Linked DNA regions of Homo sapiens: region 2 is linked to region 1. A link is a loop called in an ENCODE intact Hi-C map of the cell type or tissue named here. Cell type or tissue: B cell. All regions are shown on one strand. Links, peaks and the distances in the headings refer to the core of each region. The heading gives the core; the rest is flanking DNA.

Evidence for each region. Hi-C counts contacts between places; a loop is a spot of excess contacts. Peaks named below come from ENCODE experiments on the same cell type or tissue, not always from the same donor. Only the 100,000 strongest peaks of a DNase experiment are listed, where the experiment ranks them.
Region 2: it touches region 1 in a loop (6-fold over the local background); 1 of 110 quality-filtered maps calls a loop at or near these places.

The regions. Positions count from the first base shown.
Region 1 is chr5:133,029,695-133,037,506 of GRCh38, reverse strand. No RefSeq gene overlaps it. Among named protein-coding and RNA genes, the nearest start is that of ZCCHC10, 7.1 kb to the right of the region's middle. In B cell, for the core only: no CTCF peak of the experiment used is centred there; DNase peaks (open chromatin) are centred at 2,086 and 4,126; H3K4me3 peaks cover 2,464 bases; H3K27ac peaks cover 3,111 bases.
Region 2 is chr5:133,930,447-133,938,258 of GRCh38, reverse strand. All of the region lies in intron 3 of LOC105379182 (a long non-coding RNA gene), which reads left to right. Among named protein-coding and RNA genes, the nearest start is that of WSPAR, 21 kb to the right of the region's middle. RefSeq lists enhancers at 4,942-5,001, 4,464-5,091, 7,786-7,812 and a silencer at 7,486-7,565. In B cell, for the core only: no CTCF peak of the experiment used is centred there; DNase peaks (open chromatin) are centred at 1,509, 2,878, 3,828 and 4,368; H3K4me3 peaks cover 3,058 bases; H3K27ac peaks cover 4,000 bases.

The DNA of each region.
Region 1 (7,812 bases), core at 1,956-5,955:
CTGAGTAGCTGGGATTACAGGCGCCCACTACCATGCCCAGCTAATTTTTGTATTTTAAGTAGAGATGGGGTTTCACTATGTTGGTCAGGCTGGTCTCCAACTCCTGACCTTGTGATCTGCCAGCCTCGGCCTCCCAAAGTGCTAGGATTACAGGCATGAGCCACTGTGCCCAGCCAGATTGGGGAATCATTTTTAAGTGAATACAGAGTTTCTATTTGGGATAATGAAAAAGTTCTGGAAACAGGTAGTAGTGATGGTTGCCGGACACGGTGGCTCACACCTGTAATCCCAGCACTTTGGAAGGTCTGGGTGGGCAGATCACTTGAGCCCCGGAGTTTGAGACCAGCCTGGGCAATATAGTGAGACCCTGTCTCTACAAAAAACATTTATTTTTATTTATTTATTATTATTATTTTTGGAGACAGAGTCTCGCTCTGTCACCCAGGCTGGAGTGCAGTGGTGCCATTTCAGCTCACTGCAATCTCCACCTCCTGGGTTCAAGAGATCCTCCCACCTCAGGCTCCTAAGTAGCTGGGACTACAGGCATGTGCAAACATGCTCGGCTAATTTTTTTTTTTTTTTTTTTTTTTTTTTTGAGGTGGAGTCTCACTCTGTTGCCCAGACTGGAGTGCAGTGGCGCAATCTCAGCTTACTGCAACCTCCGCCTGCTGGGTTCAGGCAATTCTCCTGACTCAGCCTCCCAAGTAGCTGAGACTACAAGCATGTGCCATGATGCCTGGCTAATTTTTTGTATTTTTAGTAGAAACAGGGTTTCACCATGCTGGCCAGGCTGATCTCGAACTTCTGACCTCATGATCTGCCCGCCTTGGCCTCCCGAAGTGCTGGGATTACAGGTATGAGCTACCACGCCTGGCCCTGTATTTTTAATAGAGACAGGGTTTTACCATTTTAACCAGGCTGGTCTTGAACTCCGGACTTCAAGTGATCCACCTGCCTCAGCCTTCTTTCTCTGTAGACCAGATTTCTCTCTCTCCAGACACTGGCTGCCCCTCAGCTCTGAATATACATGCTTCAGGACCAGCCCTACACAGGGATGAAAAGTAAAGACCGTTAGTTCTAACATAAAATTCTCAGGTAAGAGGACTTGATTGACCCAGCTCAGATCAGTCAAACTAGTTCAGTCAAGTGTGGCTAGGGGTACAGGGTCACCAACATCCAGTTTTTAGAGAACTATCATCAGGAACTAGAAAGATACACTAAAATGGCCAGGCGTGGTGGCTCATGCCTGTAATCCCAGCACTTTGGGAGGCTGAGGCGGGTGGATCACTTGAGGTCAGGAGTTCAAGACCAGCCTGGCAACATGGTGAAACCCCATCTCTATTAATAATACAAAAATTAGCCAGGCATGGTGACACGTGCCTGTAATCCTAGCTACTTGGGAGGCTAAGGCAGAAGAATTTCTTGAACCTGGGAGGTGGAGGTTGCGGTGAGAGGAGATCGCACCACTGCACTCCAGCCTGGGCAACAGAGCAAGACTCCATCTAAAAAAAAGAAAATACCCTGGCTGGGTGCCATGGCTCACGCCTGCAATCCCAGCACTTTGGGAGGCCGAGGCAGGCAGGTCACAAGGTCAGGAGATCGAGACCATCCTGGCTAACATGGTAAAACCCCATCTCTACTAAAAATAGAAAAATTAGCCAGGCGTGGTGGTGGTCGCCTGTAGTCCCAGCTACTTGGGAGGCTGAGGCAGGAGAATGGCATGAACCTGGGAGGTGGAGCTTGCAGTGAGCTGAGATCACGCCACTGCATTCCAGCCTGGTCGACAGAGCCAGACTCCATCTCAAAAAAAAAAAAAAAAAAAAAATACCCTAAAAGATATCTCACAGTGTTGATGTAATTAGAGGAAAAGTTGGTACCAGAGTACCAGTGAGCAGAGGAATCCAAATAGGCCTGGGTGGGCTTTGAGTTAAATTATATAGGGGAGGGGACACTTATTTACATAACTTTCCAGGGAGTTTCACAAGGCAATATGTAGGGACTGTGGGATTTTGGAAGGGGTCCTGATCAGAGAGGAAGTGAGGAAAGTCATTGAGAGCCAGAGAGACAGTGGTCACATCATCTGGCATGTGACAACCCTTTACTGCAGCCCACAAGCCTTCAATAAAATCATGAGATGCTTGGTGCAGTGGGATTTCTAGTGAGCACCCACAAATGAGATGCAGCCTCTTATTCAGATGTGACCTGGAGCAGGAACAGAGACAGTGAAGCCTACGTGAAATTAAACCACTAAAAGTATAGAGTCGTCTTTCAACTACCTTAGACCCTAGATGTTGTAGCCAAGATTACCTAGTTCTCCAAGTTCAACAAAGCCCCTAGGTAACACCTGGGTTACAATTTTAAGGGTCAAAAAAAGAAAACCACGTAGATTTCACCAATAGCAGCCTGATTGAATAACCTGTGATTACATTAAGCCCAATTAACTACTGGTTGGAAATCCAATTATTCACAAGAAGAGATTTCTGAGCTCTTTTTCCCTGTTTGCATTTTCGCTGGTTGGAATGGAAAGGTGAGGATTTAAAAACTCTTCTGTGTTTCTTAAGCTCTAAGACTTCCTGTCTATATTTGCTTATTTTGGCCCAAGGAATCCAATTTCCCTGGAGCATTATTGCAATAGGCTGTTTTCCCACCTTACTGATTCAGATATCTTGAGGCTTTAAAGCTCTTAGGTGTTGGGAACAGGGATCTCTGGAACAGGGATTTCTGTGACCTCTAGCTCACATTAAGCCAAATTACACCTTGAGGTAGGATGGGAAATTAGGAAGTACCGCCAAAAGAATTGTCAAAAACAGAGTAACTTGAAATATTACCAACGCTTCTTAACATTTGCCGTCTCATTTTTTTTTTTTTTTTTTGAGACGGAGTTTTGCTGTTGTTACCCAGGCTGGATTGCAATGGCATGATCTCGGCTCACCACAACCTCCGCCTCCCAGGTTCAAGCGATTCTCCTGCCTCAGCCTCCTGGATATCTGGGATTACAGGCATGTGCCACCACCCCCGGCTAATTTTGTATTTTTAGTGGAGACAGGATTTCTCCGTGTTGGTCAGGCTGGTCTCTAACTCCCGACCTCAGGTGATCCGCCCGCCTCCTCAGGTAATCTGCCTGCCTCGGCCTCCCAAAGTGCTGGGATTACAAGCGTGAACCACCACGCCTGGCCTTGCCATCTCAATTTTATAGAATTGAGATTTGAAAGAGGGAGGGGCGATTTGAATGAGGAAGGAAACGTGGGATGTCACGTGAGACTTCTTGGACTGTCTAAAGGTCAAGAAAAAGATTCATGGTAACTTAGGAGCATCATTACAGTGCCACTATCTAATTTTATCTATTTTTGTATCTAATTTTGAACAAAGGTTTGTGTCTTTTTCTGCTATAAGAAAAAGTTTTCGGCCAGGCATGGTGGCTCACACCTGTAATCTCAGAACTTTGGGAGGCCAAGGCAGGCGGATCACCTGAGGTCAGGAGTTCGAGACCAGCCTGACCAACATGGAGAAACCCCGTCTCTACTAAAAATACAAAAAATTAGCCGGGCGTGGTGATGCATGCCTGTAATCCCAGCTACTTGGGAGGCTGAGGCAGGAGAATCACTTGAACCCGGGAGGTGGAGGTTGCGGTGAGCTGAGATCATGCCATTGCACTCCAGCCTGGGCAACAGGAGCAAAACTCTGTCTCAAAAAAAAAAAAAAAAAGAAAGAAAAAGAAAAAGTTTTCAAATTAAGTTCCACTGGAATTAAATTCTGACAGTTTGCCCACTGTGGTGGTGATTTTTCTTGATCTTCCCGGGCCCCCTTCTCTCTACTATGCTAACAATAGGAGTGGGCATAACACAAGCTGAATTATTCACAGCACCTCCTCTCACTGGACCACAATGATTTGAAGGAGAGATAAGCAGATAAACATGTGACCAAGCACATGGCGCTCTCTTCAGAGTGTCTCAGCTGGTGGAATAGTCTTTCTCCTGTTTTCATAACATTGAACTCTGTGTAAGTCCTACACTTCTGGAAAACTGAGATGGTTAAGAACCACCTGCCCCCCCAACCCCCCTCACCCCCACGCTGACACACACACTCTTTGTCCCAGCTTACTACAAAGAATCACTCTTCTGGATAGGACTTAGATAAGACCACTGATGATACCACTGTTTACTTATGGCAAGACCAGACACAGACTCTCCAAATTTGCATTATTTGTCTCATAAGGGGAACTGTTTGTCCCTCTGAGACTAGCTAGCCATAGAGATATTTCCTGTTCAGCTGATTGAGATTCAGCTTGATCACAAAAACAATTCCAACTATAAAACACCCCACCTGTGAATTACCGACTCCTCCCTATAAGTGTCGGACAAACATACCCTGTCAAGAGTCTGACCTTCAGATCTAAGGTGCTTGCCCTATCACAACAGCCTGAATAAAATCAATTTCCTTATTTGCTTGGGTTTTGTCTTTGACAGGCTGTGGAATCATAAGAATGTGTTCCCAAGGTTTCAGTGGCCATACTTTCAGCCAGAGAGGCCTGAAGGAAATAGATCACTACTTGGAGGAAAGCAGAGGCTAGTTTGTCTTGACAAAAGGCATCACATCCTTGGTTCTGGGCTGAGGTGCTTAGTTTCCCTGCTCTGGCGTCTTGCAGTATCTTCCCATCCTTTAAATACACTTTTTTTTCATGGATTTTGGTTCACCTGCAATTTGAGGAGCCCTAACGAATCAGTCTACCACATATAAAATTCATGATGCAGTGCAGTAGGTATGTTCACATAAAAATGCCAGGGATTAAAATATACTTTGAGGGTTTATCAATGATGAAAAGCCCTTTAGCTGGATCTGGTGGTGAGCACCTGTAGTCCTAGCTACTCGGGAGGCTGAGGCAGGACGATCACTTGAGTCCAGGAGTTCAAGACCAGCCTATGTGGTCGTGAACCTGCAAGACCCTGTCTCTATCCCCCTCCCTAAAAAATTTTTAATTAGCCAAGCATGGTGGCACATGCCTGTAATCCCAGCTATTCAGGAGGCTGAGGCTGGAGGATGGCTTGAGCCCAGGAGGTCGAGGCTACAGTGAGCTATGAATGCACCACTGCTCTTTAGTATTCCCAGCTACTCAGGAGGCTGAGGTAGGAGAATTGCTTGATCGCTTGAACCCGGGAGGCTGAGGTTGCAGTGAGCCAAGATCGCGCCACTGCTCTCCAGCCTAGGCGACCGAGCAAGACTCCATCTCAAAAAAAATTAAATTAAATTAAAATTTAAAAAAATAGCCCTTCAGAACATCGATTTTTTTTTTTTTTTTTTTTTTTTTTTTTGAGACAGAGTCTTGCTCTGTCTCCCAGGCTGGAGTGCAGTGGCACCATCTCGGCTCACTGCAAGCTCCGTCTCCCAGGTTAAAGCCATTCTCCTGCCTCAGCCTCCCGAGTAGCTGGGATTACAGGCAGCTGCCAACACGCCCGGCTAATTGTTTGTGTTTTTAGTAGAGATGGGGTTTCACTGTGTTAGCCAGGATGGTCTTGATCTCCTGACCTCAAGTGATCCGCCCACCTCGGCCTCCCAAAGTGCTGAGATTACAGGCGTGAGCCACCGCGCCCAGCCAGAACATCGATTTTTAAGTGACTGCTAATAAAATTTCATTGGAGAAAATGGAAAAGAAACTGTTTGTTTGTTTGTTTGTTTGTTTGTTTGAGATGGAGTTTTGCTCTTGTTGCCCAGGCTGGAGTGCAGTGGCACAATCTCTGCTCACCGCAACCTCTGCCTCCTGAGTTCAAGCGATTCTCCTGCCTCAGCCTCCCAAGTAGCTGGGAATACAGGCATGTGCCACCATGCCCAGCTAATTTTGTATTTTTAGTAGAGATGGGGTTTCTCCATATTGGTCAGGCTGGTCTCAAACTCCCGACCTCAGGTGATCCGCTCGCCTCGTCTCCCAAAGTGCTGGGATTACAGGCATGAGCCACTGCGCCTGGCCAGAAACAGTAGTTTTTAAATGCAGAGACAGAACATGAATATTTTGTCACAGAAATAATCCTGGTCCAACATATAATAAATGGACAAGTGTACTGTATTACCTAAAGTGGACACATTTACAAATGCTGGCAATACTTGGAAATTTGCAGCAAGCTTTAATATGCATGTGATCCCAGCACTTTGGGAGGCTGAGACTGGTGGGTTACTTGAGCCCAAGAGTTCAAGAGCAGCCTGGGCGTGCACACACACACACATGCACACACAGATTTGCCAGGTATGGTGGCACATGCCTACAGTTCCAGCTACTTGGGAGGCTGAGGTGGGAGGATTGCTTGAACCTGGGAAGCAGAGGTTGCGGTAAGCTGTGATCGCACCACTGCATTCTAGCCTGGGTGACAGAGTGAGACTGTCTCAAAAATAAAATTAAATAAATAAAAACAAATTAAAAATTATATATATGTAATATAGCTCTATCATATATATATATATATATATATATATATATATATATATATATATATATATATATATATGATAGAGACAGAGTTTTGCCATTTTGCCCAGGCTGGTCTCAAATTCCTGGGCTCAAGCAATCCACTCACCTCAGCCTCCCAAAGTGCTGGGATTACCGGGATGAACCACCATGCCTGGCCCTAAAGTGTTCTTAAGCTATATTTGCTTTTTGTGGAGACAGGCTATCTTGCCATTCTTATTCATAAAACAAATTATAATTACTGTTTTATTTTGCATTACACACCATGTAAACTTAATCTTGATTTAGTATTTTTCTTTTTGAGATAGAGTCTTACTCTGTCTACCAGGCTGGAGTGCAGTGGTGTGACCTCAGCTCAAGCCGAGGCAATATTAGGTACACAGATACTGCAGGGGGTTGAACCTGATGATCTGCTGGCAATTGTTTAAAGAGGAAGCACACAAGTTCCCAGTCCTGAGATCTGAACTTTTCTGATTCAAGATCTTTGCAAGGCCTGGGTGTTCAATTACTTCTATACTATGAGCTAGCCAATAAACTTCCAATAAATTCATTGTTTATGTGGCCAGAGTTTTGTTTTGTTTTTCTTGCAATTGAATCTGAATTGACATAAGGAAATTGGTTCTGTGTTATCTCAAACAAAACTGGCTGGAAGGGAGAAATAGATGTGTAATGGAAAAAGCTCAAGGCTGTGGGCCTTGGACAAATCTCTTAACATGCCTGAGTCTCAGTCCCTTTATTTGTAAAATGAGGATAAACCCTACCTGTGGTGATAAAGTCAAGGATCCTTTGGGGTCAAGAAAGAGAAACCTAACTTGAACTATCTTAATAAAAAAAGAAATGCAGGCTGGGTGCAGTGGCTCACGCCTGTAAACCCAACACTTTGGGAGGCCAAGACGGGCAGATCATTTCAGGCCAGGAGTTTGAGACCAGCCTGACCATCATGGTGAAATACTATCTCTACTAAAAATACAAAAAATTTAGCCAGGCATGGTGATGCATGCCTGTAATCCCAGCTACTTGGGAGGCTGGGGCATGAAAATTGTTTGAACCCGGGAGGCAGAGGTTGCAGTGAGCCAAGATCATGCTGGGGCACTCCAGCCTGGGTGACAGAGTGAGACTTCGTAGGAAAAAAAAAAAAAGGAATATACTGAGGAAGCTGAGATAACCCCAAATAATCGAAGGAAAAGCGAATCAAGTCTAGGTAGGTCTTTTTCTGTCTCTCATCTCTGTTTCTCTTGGCATGTCAATTTCCTTCTCTTCTACTGCAGACTAGTTTAAATCACCAGAGGAGCCAGCAAATCCTGGACTCACAATCACACAGCCTTATGATCTATGTCACAGCAAAGTGTTGCATCAAA
Region 2 (7,812 bases), core at 1,253-5,252, 900 kb before region 1:
ACTTCTGTGTTGGTTAATTTTATGTGTTGACTTGACTGGGCCACATGCCACCCAGATATTTGGTTAGACATTATTCCGAGTGCTTCTGTGAGGGTGTTTTTGGATGAGAATAACTTTTCTTATTTTTTGTTACTATTTTTTTCAAGAGTCAGAGTCTTGCTTTGTCACCCAGGTTGGAGTGCAGTGGCATGATCACAGCTCACTGCAGCCTGAAACTCCTGGGCTCAGGTGATCCTCCTTCCTCAGCTTCCCAAACAGCTAGGACTACAGATGTGCATCACCACATCAAACAAAGTTTTTATTTTTATTTTTCTAGAGATGAGGTCTTGCTGTGTTACCCAGACTGGCCTTGTTCTTTTTGAGATAGGATCTCGCTCCATTGCCCAGCCTCCAGGCTGGAGTGCAGTGGTGCGATCTCAGCTGACTGCAACCTCTGCCTCCCAGGCTCAAGTGATCCTCCCACCTCAGCCTCTGAGTAGCTGGGACTACAGGTACGTGCCACCATGCCTGGCTAATTTTTGTATTTTTTGCAGAGATGTAAGTTTCATCATGTTGCCCAAGCTGGTCTTGAACTCCTGGACTCAAGTGATCCACCTGCCTCAGACTCCCAAAATGCTGGGATTACAGGCATGTGCCACCACACCTTGCTGAGAATAACATTTAAGTAGTAGACAGAGTAAAGCAGGTTATCTTTTTTAACGTGGTTGGGCCTTATCCAATTAGTTGAAGGCCTGAATAAAACAAAAACGCTGACCCTCCCCCAATTAAGAATTCTTCTGCCTGATGGCCTGTGAACTGGAACATAGGCTTTTCCTGGTTCCACAGCGACTTCTGGCCTTTGGGCTTAAACTAGGACATCAGCTCTACAGATTTTGGATTTGCCGGACCCCATAATCATGTGAGCCAATTCCTTAGAAGTCTCTCTCTCTCTCAATCTGTCTGCCATCTCTCAGTAGCCATGTTCACAAACTCTTTATGTGTATATATGGCTGCTATTGGTTCTGTTTCTCTGGAGGACTCTGACTAGTACAGCCACTCATCTCATGTCATTAAACAATGTACCCCCACTGGCCCCCCTTGCCAGTCCCTGAGCTGAGGTGCAGGCTTGAGTGAGGGAGACAAAAGGCTAAGATTGCTTGTGAGAGTAAAGTGTTTTTAGATTTTTAAAAATTTAAATTGTGGTAAAATACAGATAAAAATTTACCCTACTGATCATTTTTTTAAGTGTATAGCTCAGTAGGATAATATATTCACAGTGCTGTATAAAGTTTTGATTTTAGCTGGACTAGATAAGACTCTTTAATACCTGAAGATAACATCATCCTTAGAGCCAAAAGTGACCCCAAATTATGGGATTTTCAGGGAGAGGAAAAAAACAAAAAAAAGCTCTTGCCTGTTTGCCTCGTGGAGCTGAGGCCTTTCTCTAAACCATGGTGGGAGCCAGCTGTAGAGCTGTGATAACAGCAAGGTCATGAGGAGCCACAGAACCGGAGGAGGGGCCACAGAACTGGAGGAGGAGACACAGAACCAGAGGAGGGGCCACAGAACCGGAGGAGGGGCCACAGAACCAGAGGAGGGGCCACAGAACCAGAGGAGGGGCCACAGAACCGGACGAAGAGCCACTGAACCGAAGGAGGAGCCACAGAACCAGGGGAGGAGCCACAGAACGAGAGGAGGAGCCACAGAACCAGAGGAGGAGTCACAGAACCAGAGGAGGAGCCACAGAACCAGAAGAGGAGCCACAGAACTGGAGGAGGAGCCACAGAACCAGAGGAGGAGTCACAGAACTGGAGGAGGAGCCACAGAACCGGAGGAGGAGACACAGAACCGGACAAAGAGCCACTGAACCGAAGGAGGAGCCACAGAACCAGGGGAGGAGCCACAGAACCAGAGGAGGAGCCACAGAACCAGGGGAGGAGCCACAGAACCAGAGGAGGAGCCACAGAACCAGGGGAGGAGCCACAGAACCAGAGGAGGAGGCACAGAACTGGAGGAGGAGCCACAGAACCAGAGGAGGAGACACAGAACCGGATGAAGAGCCACTGAACTGAAGGAGGAGCCACAGAACTGGAGGAGGAGCCACAGAACTGGAGGAGGAGCCACAGAACAAGAGGAGGAGCCACAGAACCAGAGGAGGAGTCACAGAACCAGAGGAGGAGCCACAGAACTGGAGGAGGAGCCACAGAACCAGAGGAGGAGTCACAGAACCGGATGAAGAGACACTGAACCGAAGGAGGAGCCACAGAACCAGGGGAGGAGCCACAGAACGAGAGGAGGAGCCACAGAACCAGAGGAGGAGTCACAGAACCAGAGGAGGAGCCACAGAACTGGACGAGGGGCCACAGAACCTGATGAGGGGGCCACAGAACCGGAGCAGGGGCCACAGAACCCGGGAGGGGAGCCACAGAACCAGAGGAGGAGCCACAGAACCAGAGGAGGAGCCACAGAACCGGGGGAGGAGCCCAGAACCAGGGGAGGAGCCACAGTACTGGAGGAGGAGCCACAGAATCAGTGGGGGTTTGGGGAGGAGGGGTCATCCTGGCTGAATGTTGAAGAATGGTGGGATCTGAACAACTGAAGATGGGGAGGGCGAGGGGCCTGAGGTGGCCAGTGCAGAGAACAGCCTGAGTGCAGGCCAGTCTCAGCACATACACCTGCCACCCTGCTGCCAGGATGGTGGGCATGTGTCCTCGGACCACAGCCACCTTGATGACCATACACATTCCTGTTGCCTCTGCAGTCCTAGCTGGTTCTCTAGCAGCTCTATAATTCTGGAGGAGCAGTGTGCCCATCCCCTACTCCCTCTGAGCTTCCTCTCCACGCCTGAGAGGCATTTTATAAATAGCCTGTTGACAAAACCTTAAATATAATACCCCTGGGAGCTAAATTACCCAGTGGCACAGCTGTAAGTATGTAAGGGCCATCGGGGTGTGACCAGTGGGGCTGGCACATGCAGGGAGGGGCAGAGCATGGCGCTTTGCTCCTGGTCCATGTCCTGAGCATGACCAGGACTGGCCTGAAGGAGTGGGATAGGAGCTGTCTAAACAGAGAGCCCTTCCTCAGGGTCCTCTGTCCTGACCAGCTTCTTCTCTGAGACCATGAAAGAACAGAGCACATGGCTGGGGGCAGTTTGGGGAGGAGCCAGCCTCTGGGGTCAGGCCTGGGACCCTGCACCAGGATTCCACCTGAAGCAATTCAGCCTTAAGTAGTGGTCTGCATCCCAGGCCTGGGGGATCTGACTTCAGCCTGCTGGCCGCCCCCACTCACCACATTGTGGCCACAGGAGCCTTCTTCCATGACTTCATATGCATGAAACCCAGGTTCCCTGTGGGGTCCCTTGCCTGCCAGGACCCCACAGGACCTCCTTTTCTTACTCTTTTGACCAGCTTCTTCTATCTGCCCCTCAAATCCCAACCAAAATTGTGCAGATGGGCTTTCCCCTATCATTCCATCCCTGGCTTGGATGAAATCAGAGCCCCTGGTGTACACTCCTGTGTCCCTCAAATTCTAATAGTTATTATATACTCATTGTTGAGTATCATTGTCATTGCTGGCTGAATGCCTGCCATCATTGAAAGCTCTGAGGACAGGGCACTGTCTGGCTGTTGCTCCCTGTATCCCTAGCACTTAGCATGGGGCCTGGCACACCGTGGGTGTGCAGGGAGTGTGACTGAATGAAAGACGGAAACTTTAGCAGAGCCCACACCTCTTTAAAACTAGAAGCACCCATACTCCAACAGCTGAGACCTCCCTTCACCTCTCTGGAAACATCTGGCAAGCTCCACAACTCAGTCCAGCTGAAGGAAGTGGAAGGGCCAGCCAGACCTTGCGCCAGGGTGTCCTGAGGACATACAGCTGGGAGCACTGGGCTGTGATCTTTAGCCAGGCAGGAGTGGGATGGCAGGAGAGGCGGTGCCTGCCCTGCAGGATCCTGGTTGGTGCCATCGTGTCAGTCACCCGGAGTGGGCCACAGGGGACAGAGAGGCCACCTTACACTCTACAAGGCAGGTTGTGGAGAGGTGAGGCCTTCGTGGGCAAGGGCAACTGGGCAGTGTGGTCTGTTAGGGTGTCGGGAGTGTCAGGTGGGGAGGCAAAGCTCCAGGCTGTGTCAGGATGTCAGGAGACACAGAGGTGAGGCCACAGCGAAGGTACAGGACTCGCCGCAGTTCCTGCATCATGAAGCCCTTCCTGACGAGTCCAGGCTTTGCTGACCACACCAGCAGCGTTAAAGTGAAGACCTGGTCATGCAGATCTGGAAGGTTGGCGCCCCTAGGACAAGCCACAACCCAGCAGGTCCCAGGTGGGAGGGAGAGGGTTAGGCAGCAGTGAGCAGTTGGGCCCACCTGGGACCACAAGGTCCCCACAGGCTTTCAGGGCTCAGATGTGTGAGCGGGGGTGGGAGCGGAGGGGAGAGGCAGTGGAGGAGGGTACAGGGAGAGAGAAAGATGGGTGGGAGGAGAAAGTGGGGATGAGGAGGAGGAAGGGAAGTGGATAGAGAAGGAGGAGGGAGGAGCAGGGAAAGAAGAGGAATGAAGGAAGGGGTGAGGAGGGAGGGGAGCCCTGGCCGCATGGTCGTTGGGCAGGCCTGGTGCAGGCAGTGTGGCCCACATGCTGCCCCTCCAGACACGGGGCTCAGCCTGGTGGCCGGGGGCAGGGAGCCTCCTGGCCTAAGCCTCACATTCACAATTGCCTCTTTATATTTAGATGTTGGGGATGGTTCCAAGTGAGGTTTTAATGTTAGGAGCAGTTATTTGTTAAATGTAAGCATTTAAAACCTGCCACAGGATTTATATCCGCATCTTGGTATGTCTTTGGTTTTTAATCTATAAGAGGCCTGATAAAGTAAGTGGATGTGGTCCAGACCTCTGGGCCTGGGGCAGCCCCATGGGGAAAGCCTTTCTCGGGAATAGAGCCTCAGGCTGAGGGAGCCCTAGGCCCAGTTCCCACTTGTACACATTGCTGGATGTCTTACCTCACTGGCTCTGCAAGCCCTGGCCAGCCACCAAGCCTCCCCACCACTGGGAGAACTTAAGGTGCTTTAATCAATTCTTTTTCACCCCATTAGTGCGGGAGGATGTCACCCTATGGTTACGGGATGCGTGAACACTTGACACCCAGCACTGGACAGATATGTTGACAGCAGTTTATCAGTCATATATGCTCACAGCCCCAGGGAGGACTCAGCACTCCACACCAGCCACAGGGGAGTCACACTCAGGAGCAATGTGAACCACCTGGGGCTGTGGAAGCAGGCTTTGTAGTACCAAGAGGGCGAGGTGCCCCTGCTGCCCATGGGAGGACGTGGTTGACTTGGCTGAATAGTTCTGAGGGCTGGCAGGGAACTGAAACTCAGAGAGAAGCAGGAACTGCATCTGGTCTCCCGGATAAGGAGGTTGTCTGGCCAGAGGACCTTATCCACAGGAACAGAGGTGGAGGGGGAACTTGTGGTTAGACCATCCGAGGCCCTCCCAATTTTACCAGTTGTCACGGTGGCACATAGTAGGCCTTCATTTTAGGCCTTATAGCACAAATGAGCTAATGGGCTTAGAGCTCCTGCTTCAAGTGCAGGGCAGAGGAAGAAGGCTGGAGCTGGAGCAGATGGCGGCATGGTCAAGGGCTCAGTGAGAGCTCGGGAGAGGCTGTTGGGGACTGCGAGGGCCCCAGGAGGTCGCCCAGGAAGACACGTTAAAGCTCTCTGGCACATTCTTGCCCCTGCTGTGCTTAAACCAAATCAAACTTATTCCTGGTAGAGGACCATTCCATTTTTCTGATCTGATGGAGAAGAAATACGTTGAATTGAATGAAGATACACTGAATGTCTTCAGGCCAGTAGTCTCAAGGTCCAGCCACCAAGAGGGCAAACTGACCTTGACAGGTGCAGGATCAGGGTCCTGGGATGTGGGAAGCCCTAGAGTATCTTCCGTCCCCCTTCTCCCCTCGAAACCCTAGATCTGGGCTCATGGATGGACTTGGGGAGTCATCAGAAAGATGGAGACAGGCTGGGCACGGTGGCTCATGCCTGTAATCCCAGCACTTTGGGAGGCGGAGGTGGGCGGATCTCTTGAGGTCAGGAGTTTGAGACCAGCCTGGCCAACATGGTGAAACCCCATCTCTACTAAAAGTGCAAAAAATTAGCAGGGTGTGGTGGCGCATGCCTGTAATTCCAGCTACTCAGGAAGCTGAGGCAGAAGAACTACTTGAACCCGGGAGGCGGAGGCTGCAGTGAGCCGAGATCGCGCCACTGCACTCCAGCCTGGGTGACAGAGCAAGACTCTGCAAAAAAAAAAAAAAAAAAAAAAAAAAGAAAGAAAGATGGAGATGTGGCCCAGGGCCACACATTCCAGATCTCCATGGTTTCCTTTGGAGTCATTGTCTCCATCTTTGCAGACTGACAGGTCAAACCCTCCAGTGTGCCCTTAACCGCAGCAGTCTCTGTATCCTCCTTCCACTTGGGCTTCGCTACTCCTCTGAGCCCAGTGCCAGACTCAGGGGCTGCACAGGACCCCACCCTTGCTTTCCTGGCCCTCACGCTGTGGTTCCCTCGGCCTTTCCACAACGCTTCCTGATTCTGTAGGTGCTGGAGCTTCTTCCTGCAGTGGTCAGTGGTCCATTGTCCTTGTCACACTTTTCTGACCCCAGTGAGGGGACAGTGTATTTGGATATGAATCTGTTTTGGTCTCACTGCAAGATTTGGGACACTTTTCCTAAAGTTGGGAAGGGGCTGGTGGTTCAGTGTGCAGGTTTCGCAAGCAATAGAGAATGGTACACCTGGCCTAGGCACTTGCTAAGACCTGGCAGGACCTCAGGGGGGTATCTGGCAGAGGCCCACCCTTGCTGTCACATCAGGGGTGATGTGAGACTCTTCCCTGAATGTTCTGCTGTGTACAGGACCCCCAAGAATATTGCATGACCCTAGGGAGGGAAAGAGGCCTCACTAAAACCTGACCAATGCTGGCTTTCTCATCAGCCTTGGAAAGTGGCTCATGAAACACCACCTACTCATTTTTCCCCCTAACTATAAAAGCAATTCGTCTTAGAAAATTTAGAAAATATGGAAGAATGCAAAGACGACCAGACTTACCCAGAACCCCACCACCCAGGAGGAAGCACTATTGCCATTCGGGTCTCTTTCCCTCCAGTCATGATTTTGCCTGTTTAGTGATGAATATATGCAGTTTACAGGATGAGGGTTCCACTGTAGAGAGAGTTCTGTTTGCTGCCTTTTGTTTAATAGCTGCACAATATTCTCCTGCATGGATCTGCTATCATACATTTCCCCTTTTTTGGGCTATTTGGGTTGTTTCCAGTTTTTTTTTTTTTTTTTTTTTTTTGCTATTATTAGTAATGCTGCTGGAAACGTCCTTGCATATTGGTCTTTATGTATGTCTCTGATAACGTGATTTGTCACGAGTCACTGTGCAAAGACCCAGCTTGGGTATAAGGAGGTGTCCCAACCCAGAGCTCCAAAGTTAGACACAAACACCCATTTTCAGAGCTCTTGTCCCTTTAGCGAGGGTGTAGTGTGCGCCAGATTAGAGCTAACCTTCTCTTTACCTGCCTGAATTACCTGCCTGAAGGGTTCAAGTCTTCCCCACAACCCTTTAAGGTGACAGTATTTCTGCCCCTGGTTGACAGACAAGGGAACTGAGGCACAGATAGAGGCTAACTACTTGCCCAAGATCCCATAGTCAGTGGCAATGCTGGAACTTAAAACAAACAAAAGCAAACCACCCACCGCAGTGCAGGGACGGCGGCTCTGACACAAACGTAAATCATATCGTCACTAGCTGACTCCCACATGCCCGTTCGCGT